2 separate regions of the Homo sapiens genome follow, and region 1 is linked to region 2. Evidence: chromatin contacts called from ENCODE Hi-C or POLR2A ChIA-PET data. All regions are on one chromosome and are shown on one strand. Each heading gives the region's core, a stretch centred on a gene start or an enhancer-like site at or near the end of the contact. The rest is flanking DNA. Distances are from core to core; before and after follow the strand shown.

Evidence for each region. Hi-C counts contacts between places; a loop is a spot of excess contacts on that map. ChIA-PET counts read pairs that join two places held with the same protein, here RNA polymerase II (POLR2A). Pooled maps may share reads with other maps.
Region 1: a pooled map shows a loop between it and region 2 (2.2-fold over the local background). The contact joins the promoter of SKAP1-AS2 here to the promoter of COPZ2 in region 2. A Hi-C loop is called at or near these places in 1 of 168 maps with a recorded cell type or tissue (Caco-2), 7 of 37 single-sample maps with no recorded cell type and 11 of 50 pooled maps. POLR2A ChIA-PET finds 5 or more read pairs at or near these places in 1 of 52 experiments (Panc1).

Annotation. Positions count from the first base shown.
Region 1 is chr17:48,293,095-48,296,289 of GRCh38, reverse strand. SKAP1-AS2 (SKAP1 antisense RNA 2) reads right to left here and starts at 1,943. Exons shown (of 2, transcript NR_131240.1): 1 at 1,775-1,943. The region is part of intron 4 of SKAP1 (src kinase associated phosphoprotein 1); the gene reads left to right.
Region 2 is chr17:48,036,399-48,039,215 of GRCh38, reverse strand. COPZ2 (coat protein complex I subunit zeta 2) reads left to right here and starts at 1,419. Exons shown (of 9, transcript NM_016429.4): 1 at 1,419-1,549; 2 at 2,291-2,365. The coding sequence starts at 1,439. MIR152 (microRNA 152) reads left to right here and starts at 1,969; the gene lies at 1,969-2,055. RefSeq lists an enhancer at 253-302.

The sequences.
Region 1 (3,195 bases), core at 694-3,193, 260 kb before region 2:
GCATCCGAAGGTAGGATCCATCTGTAAAGTATGCATTGCATGCTAAATTACTTCTCTTCTGTGGTTTTTTTTTCTTTCCAAACCTTAATTAATTGAAGAAAAAAATGTTTATTAAAGTGGGAACAGGCTGGGCTCTGGCTCTCCATCTCTGGTTCAAAAGTTCATACAATTCCCTGAAGGCTCATCTGAATGTGTGTGTCTCCCTCTCACAATCTTTCTTTCTCTGTCTCTATAGTAGGGATAAATGCCTAGAAAAGGTGTATTGTTTTGTTCCCAGGATCAATTTTAATAATCTTGAGTAAACTAAGTTTTTCTATATACAGATTTGCATATATCGTATGTGTATATGCATATATGTTTTGCATATATTATATGTTTACATAAATAGTATATACACATAGACACATAAATGTGTTATGTACTCATTTTCCTAATGCTTAGAATTTTAAAAAATTGGTATATCACTCTCGGTGATATCTTTAAACAGGATGTAGATGGAGACCGGAAGTATAATTCTACAGGTGGATCTCAGACAGGAAATTAAAGGAATTACGTATGAAAAGAAGCTAGATCCTTATGGATAAATTTGTGCCAGACACAAAAATATTAAATATATCCAAATAGAGCAATGTTTACCCATAAACAGCGAAAATGGAAAAAAAAAAAAAAGAGGAAGTGACTCACTGCTATGAGAGGCTTTGGAAACTGAAGACATTTCCTGATCTGCAGCAAGCTTTCTGTGACCTAGGTGAAAAACGGCAAGCTTATTGTAAAAGAAAAAAAGTATCTTTAAAGATGGACTCAGAATTTTTTGAATCCTTTCAATTGCTTGCCTAGGATGTCATGACCTTCCTTTTCTTTTTTCAAAGTATGACTTTTTTCTCCTTATCATATGCTACAATTTTTAGGTCCCTGCTTTAAAAAGAAAGGAAATACAAGTTGTAGTTTATGTTCAAATTACTAGTTTCTCTTTTTAGTTTAAAGTACAATAAGTCTTCTTCCTTAACACAAGTAAGGTTTGCACTGTCACTTCCAGATTTAGACGTCTATGGAATCAGAAAGCAGTGCTGAACTTGACTGTGATCTTGCCCGATTGAAGTCAACTTCCTTTGCCCAGTTGCTTCGTGCAAAACATAGTGATCATATAAGAGTCTAGCAGAGGGCTTTCTACAGGTTGTTTCATTCTCTGTTTTAGACTTTTGTGCCTAAAACTACTGGTCTGTTAGTCATTTAAATTTTTACAAATAGCCATTTAAGTTGGGAAAAAATAAGCAGTACCAAAAGCTATTTTACTTTGGCATAGATGCAGCCTTTGTCATGCTGGCTCTTTTTGTCACATAGGTGTACCATCATATACCCTTACCATGTGTCAGATGAGCCATGGGGACATTCCTGGAAAGAACTTTAAGGAATCAACATTCCATATTTTCCTCTCAAAGTAACTGTTGCTACTATATATTGACATGTCCAGATTTAGGCCACTTTTGAAAACTTGTGAGTCAAATCACATGGAGGTGATGCTGAAGTATCATCACCACGTAACAGCCATAATTGATGTCTTGGGAACTTGAAGACTATACTATATAGGTCATGTACTATGTAGGGCATCTATTTATGTGTATAACATGTCATAATTTCCCCACACCCAAATTTCTGTGACTTTTGGAGGAATCTTGATAATTGCTTTCTACACAGATTTTGGTTTAGACTTCTGCGAAAACCCTGAATTGAATAGCTGTGGGTTTCACAAATTACATGCATGTAAACAACATACCTTTGAAAGGAGGATGTGTGGACCCTTTCTCCTATATGCTTATGTCTCTGTTGTCGTAGATTGGCGTCCTTTGTGAGCTATTCAGTGACATTTCAGAACCATTTTGCTCTGCAGAAAACCCGCAGTTGTGTTTCTTTAGCTGACACTGTGGCACTTGCACTCGAAATTGCTAGTTAGAAAAAAAAATTGTTGAGGCCGGTGGCTGTAATCAGCGTTGTTGCTGTCTGTTTCCTCAGACTAATAGCAGAGAGATCCGAGTCTGAGAGTTCAAACAGAGGTTATCTTTCCCAGGTAGCATCTCGTCCAACGAGAATTTGATTTTTTTCTATAGGACTTTACTCCATTAGATTAATGAAATTTCAATGAGAGCCTGGCGCCCCCTGAAGCTTTGTTAAGAAAACAAATGGTGATTCTGTAGGTGTGACAGCTTGCTTGGAGAGTTACCAGAAGGTGAATACATCCCCACAATCCAGGCAGCCTGGAACACATTGATCTCTATTTAAAGCACCAATCGGATTTTTGTTAATTATAAATGATTGATCTGCAGTTTTTTCCTCTCTCTCCTCTTATATGTGTGGTTCCCCCTCCTTCCCGCACTTCTAACTTCTTTGCATGCTGAGCGCAGAGCTTTTTGTTTAAAGGAACAATCATAGAGAGCAAATTATAGCAATACCCGGCAGCAATGCTGCTGTGAATGTCAATGTCAGAGCGTTCACTGTTCATCCGACAAAGGTGAGCCCTGAAGTAGATTTCAGTCTGACTCCATGTTCCCTCTTTACTTAGCTTATTCCTAAAATAAGGGATGATTTTAACAAAAAGAAAAGCATAGAATCACTAGAATAGTATTATAGATGCTATCATTATTACGTTTTAAAAGCTGACTTGTAAGCCTTGTACACCAATTCCACAGTGCTAACTCAGAACCTCGTATGTACCAGGATATGATGTGTGATCAAGCAAGCCCGTGTGGGACAACTAGGGAAATATCTAAGGGATATCCAAGGAATATCTTAAGTAAACTAAGGGAATATCTCTGACCTTAAATCTCAATTTATAGGCATTTAGGTGATTAATACACCTTTTATCATCTCTGTGGAGTAGTTTTAAAATAATGTTTAGAAGGCTTACTGAATTCAAAAACAGACACATGTATTATTCCTGATAATTGCTCACCACACATAGTTCTGAAGACCACAGAAGAACATTCCAAGCTTCTTTGTGGATCTATTTTAGTGAAAGTATCTGAGCTTTAAATGTATTTATTTATTGAATATAAAAGTACGTAATTCCTTCTAGTTATTTATAACATATACAATACATAAAGAAGTTAATTTATGCAGCTCTTGGAAAACATATTTGTAAAAATTACAGCTTAAGGATTACAGATATTAATATATTATATTGAAAACTACATAGATTTC
Region 2 (2,817 bases), core at 170-2,669:
TACAGATGTGAGCCATTGAGCCCAGACTTGAGACCTTGTTTCTACAAAAATAAAAAAAATAAAAAAATAAAAAATTACCTGGGAGTGGTTGCATGCACCAGTGGTCCCAGCTACTCGGGAGACTGAGATGGGAGGATTGCCTGAGCCCAGGAGGTTGAGGCTGCAGTGAGCCCAGATCGAGTCACTGCACTCCAGCCTGGGCAACAGAGTGAGACCGTGTCTCAAACAAGCAATATTAGTAAAAATAATATTTAGAGATTGAAAAAAGTGCAATGAAAGAAAGAAATAGGAACTGAGAGAATGTGACAGGAGAGACCTATCAAGTCAGATATGGTGGCTGTCAGGAGGACCTTTTGGTAATTATATTTCAGCAGAGGCTTGAAGATAAGAAGACTTGATGCATTCAGTGAGGAAAACCCCATTCTGTAACCATCTAGGGTAAGTGACTGTGGTCCACAACATAAGAGGGCTTGAAGAGAAGAATAGGGAAGAAATTTTGAGTCAAAAATCTGGGTTCTATCCCCAGTCAACTAGCTGTATAGTCTTGAAAAGGTCACACAACCTCTGAGTCTCTCTTTGCTTAAAATGAGGGTCCATTATGCCTATCTTACAGGTGTGGGCTATATTAGATAATGGATGTGAAGGTGTCAAATGTAAAATACACGCACAGTGTTTTTACCGGTAAATGCATACGTAGCACTAACATATCACTGGGATGTGAATTTCCCACTTGCCAGTGTACCCTGAAATGAGAGCTTGTCTTAGTTAGACTTAGACCAAAGAAACCAAAACATGCTGCAAAGCCCGATGTCATTGGTGGAGCATTTGTGCTGCTGGGCGTCTGTCTTGCTTCTGATGGTGCCATATCTGTGACTTAGGAGAGCCTGGGGAGGTGTCTCCGGGCCCATGGTTGCCTTCTGCAAGTAGTGAGAGAGGAATGAGAAAGCCTCTTCACAGAGGGGTGTCCCCAGAACTGTCCTCATTTGCTCTTGCTTATAGACCCTGTCCCTGAGATCTAAAGGGTGACCTGACGTATTTGTCCTCATGGTACCTACCAGAGGTCAACAGACAAAAGTGGGCTTTGCTTGTGTTTGCTGCTGGCCCCAGGACAGCCTATAGACACTGGCGCACACCAAAGCCACAGGCCGGAGAGCAGGCAGGAAGCAGGACGAGGGCTGGTCTTGGGGCACCCTGAGGATGCAGAGTTCGGGGATGTAAGGGACTCGGGAAGGAGCCAAGGAGGAGAGAGGGAGAGGAGAAGTGGGGGAAGGAGAGGTGGGGTGAGGGCGGGAGGGGAGATGGGGGAGAACGAGCAAGAGGACGGGGCCCCGAGGAAAGGGAGGCCACGCGCGAGAGGGGGCCGCGGGGCGGCGCGGAGGCGGGGCGGCGGCGGCGGGCAGGCGGCGGGCGGCGCTGTCAGTGCGAGGCGGCGAGCGGAATGCAGCGGCCCGAGGCCTGGCCACGTCCGCACCCGGGGGAGGGGGCCGCGGCGGCCCAGGCCGGGGGCCCGGCGCCGCCTGCTCGAGCCGGGGAGCCCTCGGGGCTGCGGGTACGGAGCGGGCGGGCGCGGGGATCCCGGGCGGCGGGAGCTGGGCAGGGACAGAGCAGGGTTAGGGGGAGCAGCCAACTCAGAACTCGCGCGCCCGGCGGCTGGGAACTTTGTGTCACCCCTGACTGGCCCCAGGACCCGGGAGGAAAAGTTCGTCCCAGCGCCGACCGGAGAGGAGGCCTGTCCTGAGTCCGTCGGCGCGGGGCTGAAGTTCTGGGTCCGTTTGGAGTGGGGGTGGCGGGTGAGTTGCGATTCCGCGGGGAGGGTAAGGAGTGGCCTGTCCGTCCCAGACTCGGCTCCCATCACCGGTGGGTGATGGGCATGCTTCTGGAGTCTACCCGGGCCAGGGCCTGGGGGCGCGCTGATAGCGCAGGTCCAGCCCGGCCAGGGATCAGCTGGAAGAAGGAGGCTCGGCCCGCTGTCCCCCCCGGCCCAGGTTCTGTGATACACTCCGACTCGGGCTCTGGAGCAGTCAGTGCATGACAGAACTTGGGCCCGGAAGGACCTTCTGCACCCAACGGGCACAGCGCCCACTCGGGGCCTGCAGTGGAACATCTGCCTGGGAGTGGAGTGGGCACCTGGGTTGGCCCATGTGGCACAGGGCTGGGCAGAACCAGCTGTGGACCTTGAGGACTGGGGTTGCTGGGGCCTGAGGATGTATCCTAGGGCCAGCAGATCCCATAGACACAGGGTGTCCACCTCGAGTCAGGGGCCAAACGGAACTCTCCTCTCCGGTGTCAGTTGCAGGAACCTTCCCTCTACACCATCAAGGCTGTTTTCATCCTAGATAATGACGGGCGCCGGCTGCTGGCCAAGGTAACCTCTGACCCCACCCATGAGGGACACAGTTCCCACTCAGCTGACACTCCTGTCTCAGGAGAAACTCCACTGTGATCTCTGTGACTCAGGGCAGCTCAGCTTAGACCCCTCCAGAGGTCCTTCTCATCCTCCTGCCTTGTCAAGGTGCTGCTCCCTGAAATGAGGGGTCTCCTCTATTTCTACTCATGTTCCCTGAAATGTTTCCTTATCATCCTGCTACTGGCCAGTTGGACCTGGGCATGGGAAGGTTCTGCCTAATGGGTCAGTGGAGTGTTGAGCCTGGGACCCAGGAGTCTTAGTCCCCAAACCCCCACACAAGTTCTTTTGTTCTTTGGGGTTTGTCTCTAAACCTCCACTTTTGTTCTACAGCTTGGTAAACACTAACGATTTAGTCTAAGGAGTCTAAGGATTTAGAACCAGATGGGATTTTAGAAACTGTATAATCCAAC